Linked DNA regions of Homo sapiens: regions 2 and 3 are each linked to region 1. The links are chromatin contacts, found by Hi-C or POLR2A ChIA-PET in ENCODE. All regions are on one chromosome and are shown on one strand. The core of a region is the stretch at or near the end of the contact, and the rest is flanking DNA. Distances in the headings are between cores, read along the strand shown.

Evidence for each region. A loop is a pair of places that touch in the nucleus more often than their neighbours do. ChIA-PET counts read pairs that join two places held with the same protein, here RNA polymerase II (POLR2A). Pooled maps may share reads with other maps.
Region 2: a loop to region 1 is called in a map of sciatic nerve, with 2.9 times the contacts of the local background. The contact joins two enhancer-like sites. A Hi-C loop is called at or near these places in 2 of 168 maps with a recorded cell type or tissue (left cardiac atrium and sciatic nerve) and 4 of 50 pooled maps. POLR2A ChIA-PET finds 5 or more read pairs at or near these places in 2 of 52 experiments (Panc1 and activated T-cell).
Region 3: a pooled map shows a loop between it and region 1 (2.8-fold over the local background). The contact joins two enhancer-like sites. A Hi-C loop is called at or near these places in 2 of 50 pooled maps. POLR2A ChIA-PET finds 5 or more read pairs at or near these places in 2 of 52 experiments (MCF 10A and activated CD4-positive, alpha-beta T cell).

The regions. Positions count from the first base shown.
Region 1 is chr10:21,276,410-21,280,656 of GRCh38, forward strand. It overlaps a transcript of NEBL not described here. Among named protein-coding and RNA genes, the nearest start is that of LINC02643, 94 kb to the right of the region's middle. RefSeq lists an enhancer at 2,464-2,583. Within about 2 kb of position 2,487, at least 3 of the 41 ENCODE cell types and tissues checked have a DNase peak (open chromatin) inside an H3K27ac peak, as active enhancers do.
Region 2 is chr10:21,755,846-21,760,092 of GRCh38, forward strand. DNAJC1 (DnaJ heat shock protein family (Hsp40) member C1) reads right to left here. Exons shown (of 12, transcript NM_022365.4): 11 at 3,325-3,773; 12 at 703-910. The coding sequence ends at 842. Among named protein-coding and RNA genes, the nearest start is that of MLLT10, 220 kb to the left of the region's middle. RefSeq lists an enhancer at 629-1,505. Within about 2 kb of position 2,031, at least 2 of the 41 ENCODE cell types and tissues checked have a DNase peak (open chromatin) inside an H3K27ac peak, as active enhancers do.
Region 3 is chr10:21,701,041-21,705,287 of GRCh38, forward strand. The region is part of intron 13 of MLLT10 (MLLT10 histone lysine methyltransferase DOT1L cofactor); the gene reads left to right. Among named protein-coding and RNA genes, the nearest start is that of MLLT10, 170 kb to the left of the region's middle. Within about 2 kb of position 1,976, at least 2 of the 41 ENCODE cell types and tissues checked have a DNase peak (open chromatin) inside an H3K27ac peak, as active enhancers do.

The DNA.
Region 1 (4,247 bases), core at 1,237-3,736:
GGTGTGGCTTTTCAAGTTCCTTGCCTTGAGACCCACACTTCCTATAATCTTCTACCCCTTCCTCACAGAAGCCTCTTCTCACCAAAACTGAGCCACAAGTAGAATATGGTAGTTTGTTGGTCAAAACTGATTGCCACTCGAGTATGATGGCTCATGCCTATAATCCCAGCCTTTGGGAGGCCGAGGTGGATGGATCTCTTGAGTTCAGAAGTTTGAGACCAGCCTGAGCAATATGTCAAAACCCCATCTCTACAAAAATATACAAAAATTAGCCAGAGGCCAGGAGTGATGACTCATGTCTGTAACCCTAGAGCTTTGGGAGGCCAAAGCAGGCAGATCACTTGAGGCCAAGAGTTCGAGACCAGCCCGGCCAACATGGGGAAACCCCATCTCTACTAAAAATATAAAAATTAGCCAACAGTGATGGCAGGCGCTGGTAATCCCAGCTACTTGTGAAGCTGAGGCATGAGAATCACGTGAACCTGAGAGGCGGAGGTTGCAGTGAGCCAAGATCATGCCAGTGTACTCCAGCCTGGGTGATAGAGTGAGACTGTCTCAAAAAAAAAAAAATTAGCCAGGTATAGTGGTGCACACTTGTAGTTCCAGCTACTTGGGAGGCTGAGGTAGAAGGTTCACTTGAGCCCAGGAGGTCAAGGCTGCAGTGAGTCATGATGACACTACTGTACTCCAGCCTGAGTCACAGAAGAAGACCCTGTCTCAAAAACAAAAACAAAAAAAAACACGATTGCTCATGCCTGCAGGTATATAGTCTGGAGCCAATGCACCAAATATTTCTTTCTTTTTTTTTTTTTTTTTTGAGACGGAGTCTCGCTCTGTCGCCCAGGCTGGAGTGCAGTGGCACAATCTCAGCTCACTGCAAACTCCACCTCCTAGGTTCAAGCGATTCTCCTGCCTCAGCTTTCCAAGTAGCTGGGATTACGAGTGCCCACCACCACTCCTGGCTAAATTTTGTATTTTTAGTAGAAACTGGGTTTCCCCCATGTTGGCCAGGCTGGTCTCGAACTCCTGACCTCAAGTGATCCACCCACTTTTGCCTCTCAAAGTGCTGGGATTACAGGCATAAGCCACTGTGCCTGGCCCAAAACTTAACCTTTCTAGGCTTCAGTTTCCACATTGGTCAAATGGAAATAGTGATAGGATCAATAACATGTATTGCTGTGTGGGTGCATGGGACAGAACATACAGTTAGTCATTGGTGCTACCCAGTGCTCAGAAATCATTATCTTCTGTTACTGTGACCAATTGTCATTCCCTGCCTCTTGCATTCTATTTCAGTCCCAGGTAATGATTCTTCTGACACAATGCTTTGGGCCTTTCCATGTTAACATAGTCTTCCAGGACTGTTTTTAACACCTTGTCCATTGGTTTTATGAAAGTCATTTTTTTCTTTCTTTCTTTCTTTTTTAAGAGACAAGGTGTCTTGCAGGTGTTAGGCAGGCTGGCCTCCAACTCTTGGGCTCAAGTAGTCCTCCTACCTCTTCTTGTTTGTAAACTGGGAGTAATTATAGCACCTACTTCATTGAGCTGTTGTCTATATTCAATGACAAAAGACCCCTTGAGGCTTCGCCTAGTTATCTGGAAAGCAGTAAGTGCTCAGTAAATTTTAGCTGCTACTATTACTACTAACAACATGTGAGGGATGATTGGGAAACGCCAGCACCACAGAACATTCTGGTTGACTGAACCAGAATATGTGGCCTCAAAGCATGCATGCAAAGATCTGATTTGAGCCGGGCATGGTGGTGCACACATGCAGTCCCAGCTACTCGGGAGCCTGAGGCGGGAGAATTGCTTGAGCCCAGGAGTTCAAGACCAGCCTGGCCACACAGCAAGACGCCGTCTCTACAGAATAAAAATAAAAACATGAGCTAGGTGTGGTGGCGTGCACCTATCATCCCAGCTACTCAGGAGGCTGAGGCAGGAGGATCACTTGAGCCCAGGACGTCGAGGCTTCAGTGAGCTATGATGGCACCACTGCACTCCAGGCTAGGTGACAGAGTAAAACCCTCACTCTAAAAAATGAAAAGTAAACTGGTGTGGGGCTGTTCTCAGTGATGAGGCCCTGGACCCATAACTGCTAGGGCTGGGAGGAGTTTGGAAATCTCTTCTGTGCAGTCATCATGGGTCAATGAGGGAGGCTTAGGCCAAGACCCACTTCCAACAGAGACTCTCCACCTTCAGCTGTTTACTGTATTAGGGGTCTATCGGAGCACTGATTTGAGGAAAGGATTCTGCCAAGAAGAATGCAGAAAGGAAGGGACAGAGGAAGAGAAGGAGTTTTAGAACCATTGAGAGTACAACCCCTTCCTTTTACAGATGTGGATTTGAGGCCCAGAGAAGTTCGGTGAGATCTGCCCCTGAGTTACATAGCCAGGGAGTTCTCTGCAGGGCCAAGGTTAGAATCAGGCCTCCTCACTCCCCGCAAGGCCTGTCCACCACACTGGCTGCTTCAAATCCAACGTTGCCTCCAGGGGGCGCTATACCCCTTGTATTGTATGTGCATGGCACCTCCCTGAGGCCCTGCACCTCCAGAATCTTAGCAATTAGATAGTTCATAGCCCCAGCGCCATGAAGAAAGATCACAGCTACAACAAGCATGTCTTATGTGTGTACTGTGCCTTACAGAGGCGGGCAGAATTTCTCTGTGTGGGCTGGATATTTACTATTTAGGCTCTACACATCATACCGTCTCTGTTGCATAGCCTCAACTCTGACATGGAAGAACAAAAGCAGCTATAGGCAGTAAGTAAACCAACCAGCCTGGCTGCATTCCAATAAAACTTTATTTATGGATGCCAAGATTTGAATTTCATATAATGTTCACATGTCACAAAAATAGCCATCTTTTTATTTTTTCAATTTTTTTTTTTTTTTTTTTTAGACAGTCTCCCTCTGCTCCCTCTGTTGCCTAGGGTGGAGTGCAGTGGCATGAGTAGCTCACTGTAACCTCTAACTTCTGGCCTCAAGCAATCCTCCCGCCTCAGCCTACTAAAGCACTGGGATTACAGGCCACCATGCCTGGCCTATTTTTTGTTTCAACACTTTAAAAATATAGGCCAGGCACAGTGGTTCATGCCTGTAATCTCAGCAGTTTGGGAGGCCAAGAAGGGCGGATCACTGGAGGTCATGAGTTCGAGACCAGCCTGGCCAACATGGCAAAACCTAAAAATACAAAAAATTAGCTGGGCATGGTGGCAGGCACCTGTAATCCCAGCTACTCAGGAGGCTGAGACATGAGAATCACTTGAACCTGGGAGGCAGAGGCTGCAGTGAGCCAAGATCGCATCATTGCACTCCAGTCTGGGTGACAGAGCCAGAATCCATATAAAAAAAAAAAAAAAAAGTAAAAACCATTCTTAGTTTGTGGGCTGTACAAAAACAAGCAGCAGGCTAAATGTGTCCCACGGGCCATCATTTGCTGCCACCTGGTTCATATGATTCATTGGTATTCTTGTCTCTCTTGAGCTTTGCAAGAGTTATAAAAGCTGACAAGGGAAGTATCAGATCTACTTCTTAGAAACAGAAATGGACCAAAACCCAGAGGTTAATTTTATACTTTATTGCCCAAACTCTAAAGCTTCTCTGCCGCTTAAGAGAAGCCAAAAAGTCCCCTAAAGACCCTAAAAAAAAGCCAGTTTTGAAATAATCTTCTGATTGAGGCTGCCTAGAACCCAAGTGGATCTTGCAGATTAGGGTCACCTGGGGTCTTTCCACGGTTCGTTCCAGTCCAAGCATAAATCCCCGTGATGCCCCTATAGCAAAATGGAACCAGCATGGGTTCCAGAACACATGGGCCGAAGTCACATGACCATCTCTTCCAGGGGTGCAATTCTCATTTCTACATGTGAAATGGATCACCCATATGCTCCCATACATACCCAACCAAAAAAAATCAAGCTGTTAAATGTATGAGTTTATACCACTGCCCTAGGCAGTAGAACAAAAGAATTGTAAGTCCCTTTAGGAGTTGGATTTCGGGCAAAGAGCAATGAATGGGGAGAAAGATTCTAGGCATGCCAGCCCAGAGAGATACAAAAGGCAGATAGGAAGGTGGGAGGTTGTATTGGGGGTGACTGAAAAAGACAGTGGCCTAGGAGGTGTGGATGGTGAACAGGGGTCCCCCAGAGTCAAGAAAGAGCCAAGACTTCATGTAAGGGGCATTGTAGGTATTTTTGGTTTTTCTTTTTCCTTTTTTTTTTTTTTTTTTTTGCCTATTGCCCAGGCTG
Region 2 (4,247 bases), core at 781-3,280, 480 kb after region 1:
ACGTCCCTTAACTGTGTTCTGGTTATCTTCATGATTTTCAAGTTTAGGCAAGCTGTGTTCATCACACTATTTCCACGCCCTGAGCAAATGACAGAAGATTTAAAAGGAGCGCTCAGCTGACAGTGACAGTTCAAACATAGCATGAAAGACTTCGACAGAAAGTAATAGTATAAAATAGTGATTTTTAACTTAGGTATGAAAAAACGGTCCCAATTTCATCATTTCCTGAAAACGGTCCTGCATGTTCTCTGGAAATTCTATCAGGTGGGAACACATTTCTATCAAGCAGCTCAAACTTAGAGTGTATTACCTTATGTCCTCCTTCACCTAGACTGTTTTTTTTCCCTAGATATATTTAACTAATTAAGATAATCTCACATTGTTCTTAGCCAGCCAGCTGGATACCAACCTGGTTTTCTTCCTCCCCAAGCAATTGATCTTGCTATTCAACCCCCAATAAAGACACGAACTGCTGTGTTCTTTGGTCGTGGTTTTAGAGAAACATTAAATTTGAATTCTTACACATTAGTTTGTTCACATGTTCCTTCAAAACCACATATTTTTGCCTGATCATTAGAAAGCACTATTTGTTTATTCCCTAAGAAAGTACACTTTGAAGTGATGAGAAATAAAATAATCTGCAACATACCCAAATCCTTTTTCCCCCAGCACAGTATTTGTTTAAACAGTATAGCACAACACTCATCTTTTATTTATTTATTATTTTTTTTTACTAAGGCACATGACGTAGAAATATTGAGGTACAAAATGCAAATTTCTGCATAAGATTTTTAAGATATTCATTTTGGAAAATGAAGGTGAACATCATCTCCCAGAATATTCAGCTTTTAGCTTGTTTTTTCTTTTGGACCAGTTCAACCAGCAACTTGTACCTAGCGATACAGTCTTCCTGTAGGAAGAAAAAAAGAGAGGTGAGAACAGTCACTTGCACAAGTCAGTGTGGTCATCATGTGGCCGGTCTGCTGGCTTCTGCTCATGAAGAGCCTCACGTCCAGTCCCTCTGCCCAGAGTTCCCGGGATGTCCTGGAGTCCAGTCGCTCACAAGGCAGACCGGTCTGGGCAGTGCGAGAAGGGCTCCTGCAAGCCCAGCCCAAAGGGAAGGTGCTTGGCGTGGAGTGAGGGGCTGGGGCGGCCGTTTGTGAGGCGTACTAGCATCATAATCGGGTCTTTCAGCCTGCTAACTCTTATTTTCATGTTAACACTTCACTCTTTTATCACAACATGCTACTTTAAAGAAATCAAAAACCCTGGGGCCAGGTAGCCTATTAGTCTTCTTCCGTGGGTCTGGCTTTCCCTAGGCGCTGCTAAGACCTTTCCCGTGGGGAGCCAGCCCCCAGGACACTGGCAGAACTTGTGCTGGAATACTCATTCCTGCTCCTCCTGGCCCCACCTCCATCCCACCCTACAGGCTGCAGAGCCGCCCACTTCAGACCTCAGCTGGCCACAGCTGTCACACCCTGGGCTGGAGCTCAGGACCAAAGCAGAGGTGGGGTGATGGTGGGGAGAGGCCTCATTATTCTCACATTGATCACAGGAACTTTCCAGAATCTATTCTGTTTCTGTTCCAAAAATAATGACCCTGTGGTTCTGTAGCTTTTGCTGACTAAGGGTCCAGTGCAAAGTGACTTTATCAGCTGCCTGGGACAGAGAAAGGATGTTTACTCTCCTAGGATTTTAGCTTAGTGGTGTTATGAGAGTCTCTTCTCAGGGTTTTTTTTCTGCATCCCCAAAGATTACTTGCCTAAGGTCTTTAAAGATATCAGTCTTTCCTTAGTAGCTATGCTGTCCCTAACAACATACTGCCAAAACCAGATGTGGCCAGACCCAGCACTTAACCCCAGAAGGACAGTGTGCTCGGAGCTCTGAGCTGAGCCGTGCACGGCAGCCAGGCCCAGGCTCCGGGACAGCAGGAAGCTCAGCCCTGCCTCGCTCTCAAGTCAAGGCTTGAGGGGAACACCCGCAGGCTGAAGAAGCCCTGCTCATTGCTGGTTGAAAACCGGAAGGTTTCCAGCCCCCCAGGTATGAGTTTCTGGGTGTTCTATCCTTAGGAATCCAAGCTCCAGCCCCTTCGTTTATAAGCCAGTGTGGACTCATCACACATGAAGACGTCTGCCTGTGTCCTGACAGATGCTAGAGAAATTCGGGTAGAATAGTTACTTCTGCAAACCAGTCGGAGAGGCTGGGAGAATCTGCGCTTCTCAAATATATCAACAGCTAACCGTTTATTTTTCTCCCCAGGAACTCTCAACTTTAATCATTTTAAAGTAGGTGGAGAAAACTACACCTGTACACTCAGGGACATGCATGGCCATGAGCTGGATTTTCCAACATAGAATTTCAATTAAAAAAAATAAGAATGTAAATGAGCATGAGTGTGCCCAGAGGCGACTGAGGGAGGCACAGACAGCGGAAGAGATCGGGGCTTTTGATTCTCACTGTTCCTGGTTCCTCGACTAACAATCTAGCTACAGGGAAAGAAGCCTCAAGAGACACTGTGTTAGGATCACACCCTGGGGCTCTCTGCAGCGCCTCATGGCCAGATCACAGGAAAGAGGCCGCCCAAGCCCGGTGGGTGGGCTCTCCACAGGGCACTCCCGCCCCCTCCTCCCATCTGAGGACCATCTCAGAAATATCTGAGCAGGCACCAAGAGCTACCAGCAGGGAGAAAGGCCAACTACAAACGGCCACGGCCGTGGAAAGTAAGCCGAACCCTAGCTGTCGCCTGGCACTGACCACATACGGAGATGGCCTCAGGGCCTCTGGACAGCCACCAGGTGTACCTGCTGAGTCCAAAGTTATTCACATGGCAGAATCGAAGATGATCACGGTAATACCATCTATACCAGCTATCCCTTTGGTCAAAGATTTGCTACACAGCCAATGGGCCTTGTGATTTATGAACCCTCAGCCTGGTTCAAAGGAGCTTTCCATCCTGACCCTTCCCAGCTGCTGCATTTCACGGTGAGGCAGCGCCGGCTGAGCCTCCCATGTGCCCTTAAAACCTAGCCGGAGTGGGCGAGTTCTCAAAAAGGCAGGCAGGTGCTGTGGGTGAAGTTTCTATAAGCAGCTGCCCTGTGGGATGATGAAACTTAGAATCTTGAGCTCATCTACACACATGAACCACCTGAATGCACAGATTCACACGCTCTAGGGAGAAATATACTGGAAGATAAATGGGAAAGAAGAAATCACGGGGCAGGTGTCAGTAGATAGGAATGAGGGAAGAAGCTGCAGGCAGACAAGCTGTGGCTCCTCTGGTGGGATTCTAACACCTGTGCAGAGGCCTCTTTCCCCATCACTCACCTTGCTCTTGGACGGGACACATCTGGCTATTTTGTCCCAGCGGTCAGAGGATCCCCTTGGGTACTGCTGCAACGCCAGTTCCAGAAGTTTCTGTTGATTTTGAGTCCACGGCTCCTCTGCAGACCGAGCTCTCTCTTTTCTCAGGCTCTCCTCGTCGCTGGACTCGTTTTGTTCTGCTATGTCAAAGTCCTTCTGCCGCTTGGCTCTGGACTTCTCCTCTGGCTCCGGCTTCGCTGTAGCCTCCAGCAGCCTGGCTGGCTTCCGCCTCCGAGGCCGGGCATCAGTGGCCCCGGTCTCCTGCTCACCGGAGTCTCCCTCCTGCTCCTCCTCCGCTGCCACCCCCTCTGCGTCCTCTCGCTGGGTGATCATGTCATCGGGCAAGGTGGTGGCCGTTTTGATGGGCCTGGAATTCTGAACTGTCGATTTGAGTTCGGAGAGTCTAACCATTCCTAGGAAAGAGGGTGTGCCACACAGAGGTGAAGGGCAAGGTGAATTAAGGAGACGGTGAGAACAGCAGCTGCCGGGCACAGAGCAGGCAGCGCACTAGGCATTTTGCATGCATGGTTTAATTTCATTTCCACACTACTCTATTCTAGAAAGATAGGGATCATTACCCTAATGTTACAGATGAGAAAAAGAAGACTCAGAAAGCACTAGAGTGGGATTTGAACCCACTTCTGTCTGATTCCAAGCCTTTGTCCCTTTCTCTACTCTGAGGAATAATGGGTATATAAAGAATCAGATTGTGAACAAGAATGCAAACATCTCTTTGAGAGGGAATAACCTGCTACTCAGTATAAGAAAGGATTCACTGGCTCCACTGGAAAGACAAAAATCAACTGGTCAAACCTTAAAACTGTGCTGCCTCTGGAAGGCAAGTGTATGAGTAAATTATACACTTACAAATAGTAGCTACAGTAAGA
Region 3 (4,247 bases), core at 726-3,225, 420 kb after region 1:
TCCTGATTCAGTCTGGGTAGGTTGTATGTTTTTTGGAATTCATCAATTTTCTCTAGATTTTCCAATTTGTTAGCATTCATACTATTCTCTGCTGTCTTTCATATTTCTGTGGTATCAGTTGTAATGTCTCCTTTTTCAATTTTGATTTTGCTGATTTGGTTCTTACCTCTTTTTTTTGCCTTGTCTAGCTAGCAGTTCATCAATTTTGTTTACCTTTTGAAGAACCAATTTTTCATTTCATTGATTTTTTTTTTTTTTTTTGAGAGGGAGAGGGGGTCTCTGTCTAATCTTCATTATATCTTTTCTTCTGCTGATTTTGGGTTTGATTTGTTCTTGCTTTTCTAGTTCCTTGAGGTGCATCATTAGATTGTTTATTTGCAGTCTTTCTACTTTTTTGATGTAGATGTTTACTGCTATAAACTTTTTAGTGTTGTTTTTGCTGTATCACATAGGTTTTGGCATGTTGCGTTTCCATTTTCATTTGAAGAAATTTTTTTATATCCATCTTAATTTCTTCATTGGCACAGTGGTGGATTGTGTTATTAAAAATATATATATATTTTGAAGATGGAGTCTTGCTCTGTCACCCAGGCTGGAGTGCAGTAATGCGATCTCTTCTCGCTGCAACCTCTGCCTCCTGGGGTCCAGCAATTCTCCTGCCTCAGCCTCCTGAGTAGCTGGGACTATAGGCATGTACCACCACGCCTGGTTAATTTTTTTTATATTTTTAGAAGAGATGGGTTTCACCATGTTAGCCAGGCTGGTCTCAAACTCCTGACCTCAGGCAGTCCACCAGCCTCAGCCTCCCAAAGTGCTGGGGTTACAGGCGTGAGCCACCGCACCTGGTTATGTTATTTCTCTTCTCTTCTCTTCTCGTCTCGTCTCGTCTCGTCTCTCTTTTTTTTGAGACAGATACTCACTGTATTGCCAGGTTGTAGTGCAGTGGCTTGATCTCAGCTCATGGCAACCTCCACTTCCCAGGTTCAAGTGATTCTCCTGCCTCAGCCTCCCGAGTAGCTAGGACTACAGGCGCCCACCACCATGCCCAGCTAATTTTTGTATTTTTAGTAGAGACGGGATTTCACCATGTTGGCCAGGATGATCTCAATCTCTTGACCTTGTGATCCGCCCACCTCAGCTGCCCAAAGTGCTGGGATTACAGGCGTGAGCCACTGTGCCTGGCTATGTTATTTAATTTTTATGTATTTGTATAGTTTCCTAAGTTCCTCTTTGTGTTGATTTTTAATTTTATTCCATTGTAAATTGAGAAGATTCTTGATATGATTTTGATTTTTAAAGATTTGTTTTGTGTCCTGACATACGGTCTGTCCTGGAGAATGTTCCATATGCTGATGAGAGCAGTTGTTGGATAAAATGTTTTGTAAATGTCTGTTAGGTCCATTTGGTCTAAAGTCTAGTTGGAGTCCAGTGTTCGTTTTTTGATTTTCTGTGCCAGTGATCTATCTAATGTTGAGAGTGGGTTGTTGAAGTCTCTCACTATTATTGTATTGGAGTTTATCCCTCTCTTTAGGTTTAGTAATATTTGCTTTCTGAATCTGAATTTTCCAGTTTGGTGCATATATATTTAGAATTGTTATATCCTCTTGCTGGTTATCCCTTTGTCGTTATATAATGACCTAATCTTTTTTACAGTTTTTTTTTTCTTAAAGTCTCTTTTATCTGATGTAAGTATAGCTACTCCTGCTTACTTCCTGTGGTTTCCCTTTGCATAAAATATCTTTTTTCATACCTTTACTTTCCATCTGTATGCATCCTTACAGGTGAAGTGTGTTTTTTGTGGGCAATAAGTAGTTGGACCTTGTTTTTTAATTCATTCACCTAGTTGATATCTTGTAAGTGGAGAATTTAATCCATTACATTTAAGGTTATTATTGATATGTGAGGTTTTGTTTTTGTCCTATTGTTTTCTAGTTGTTTTGTATATTCTTTCTTTTCCTTTCTTTTTGTCGTTGTGGTTTTGTGGTTTTCTGTAGGGGTGGTTTGAGTCCTTTCTCTTTCTTCTTACTTTGTGTATTTGCTTTACTCCAGTGAGTTTTGTACTTTTGTATGTTTTCATGGTGGCAAATGTCATCCTTTTGCTTCCAGGTTTAGAATTCCCTTGAGCATTTCGTGTAGGGTGGTCTAATGGTGATGAATTTCCTCAGCTTTTGCTTGTCTGGAGAAGACTTTATTTCTCCTTCATTTATGAAGGATAATTTTGCTGTATGTAATATCCTTGGCTGAAAGTTTTTTTTTTTTCCTTTCAGCACTTTTGAATATATCATCCCCTTCTATGTTGACTGTAAGATTTCTGCTGAGAAATCTGTTAGTCTGATGGGGGGGTCTTTTATAGGTGACTGGATACCTTTCTCTTGTTTTTAGAATTCTTTGTCTTTGTCTTTAGACAACCTGAGTAAAATGTGCCGTAGAGAAGACCTTTTTGCATTGTTTTTAGGGATCTTAGAGCCTCCTCTATCTGGATGTCTGTATCTCTTGCTAGACCTGGGAAGTTCTTTTTTTTTGAGACAGAGTCTCGCTTTGTCACCCAGGCTGGAGTGCAGTGGCGCGATCTCCGCTCACTGCAACCTCAGCCTGCCAGGCTCAAGCAATTCTTCTGCCTCAGCCTTCCGAGTAGCTGGGATTACAGGTGTGCACCACTACCACCCGGCTAATTTTTGTGTTTTTAGTAGAGACAGGGTTTCACCATGTTGATCAGGCTGGTCTCGAACTTCTGACTTTGTGATCCGCCCGCCTCAGCCTCCCAAAGTGCTGGGATTACAGGTGTGAGCCATCGCACCCGGCCCAGACCTGGGAAGTTTTAATCTAGTATTTTGTTGAGTTGATTTTCCATATTATTGGTCACTGTGTTTTGACTGGGTTATTTCAAAAGACTGGCTTCAAGTTGTGAATTTCTTCTGCTTGATCTAGTCTATTGTTGAAACTTCTGAATACATTTTGGATTTCGATTGTTTTTTGTTTTTTTTTTTTTTTTTTTTTTTGATGGAGTGTTGCTCTGTTGCCCAGGCTAAAGTGACCCCAGTTTACTGCAGCCTCTGCCCCCTAGGTTCAAGTGATTCTCCTGCTTCAGCCTCCTAAGTAGCTGTGATTACAGGCAGGTACCACCACACCTGGCTGACTTTTGTATTTTTGTAGAGATGAGGTTTTGCCGTGTTGGCCAGGCTGATGTTGCAGTCCTGTACTCAAGTGATCTGCCAGCCTTGGCCTCCCAAAGTGCTGGGATTACAGGCATGAGCCACTGTGCCCAGCCTCTGTTTTGTTCTTTTTAAATTCTCTCTCTCTCTCTCTCTCTCTCTCTCTATATATATATATATATATATATATAATTATTACTGAATTACAGAATAAAAATAAATAATTAATTTATTATTCATATTATTCATGTCCTGAATAACCATTCTGATTTCTTTGTATTTTCAGAATTATTTTGTATCGCACATAGCTTCTTTAGTATTAAAATTTTGAATTATTTTTCCAATATTTTTAAAAACTTTTTAATGGTATGTGTTCCTACGGAATTATTGTGTGCCCTTTGGAGGTGTCTCTCTCTCGCTTTTTTTTTTTTTTTGGCTTTTTAATGTTTCCTGTATATGTTGATATCTGTGCATCTGATGTGATAATAGCTTCTCCCAATTTTTTTGAATTTGCTTTCATAGGGGAGAACATTTTATTGAAGATATATCTATGGTGTTGCTTGGGTAGGCACCGTAGTTGTGATTCTGGATGTGTGCAGTCATGTAATCTCTGGATGATTTATTTGGCTTAAACAGTATCAGCAGTGGCTATGATTTTTCTCAGTGGTTTAGGGTGCAATTATTAGTGGAGGCAGTGGTGAAGTTTTGCTGGGGACTAGGATGCCAAGTAGACCAGCCTTTGCACCTCAGTCGTGGACCAAGCATGCCTCACCTTGGGCCCAGGGTGGCATATGCTGGTACTGGTGTTAGTGGGTCCAGGTAGGCTGATTCTTGTGCCTCGAGGTGGAGGCCCATACTTCCTCAGATGCCAGTAGTGGTAGCAGTTGGCTCTGTAGGTTGGACGGTTCTCGGGTCTGCAGCCAGCCAGTGTGGTGTGCGAAGACGGTGGCAGTGGTGGGTCAACCCTCTGGATCCCAGGAAGAGTGCACTTGTATTGGTGGTGGCTACAGTGGACTGGGCAGGCCAGTCTCCAGACCTACAGATGGTACATGCAGATAGGTGCCAGCTGTGGCAGTAGCAGCAGGGTGGGTAGGC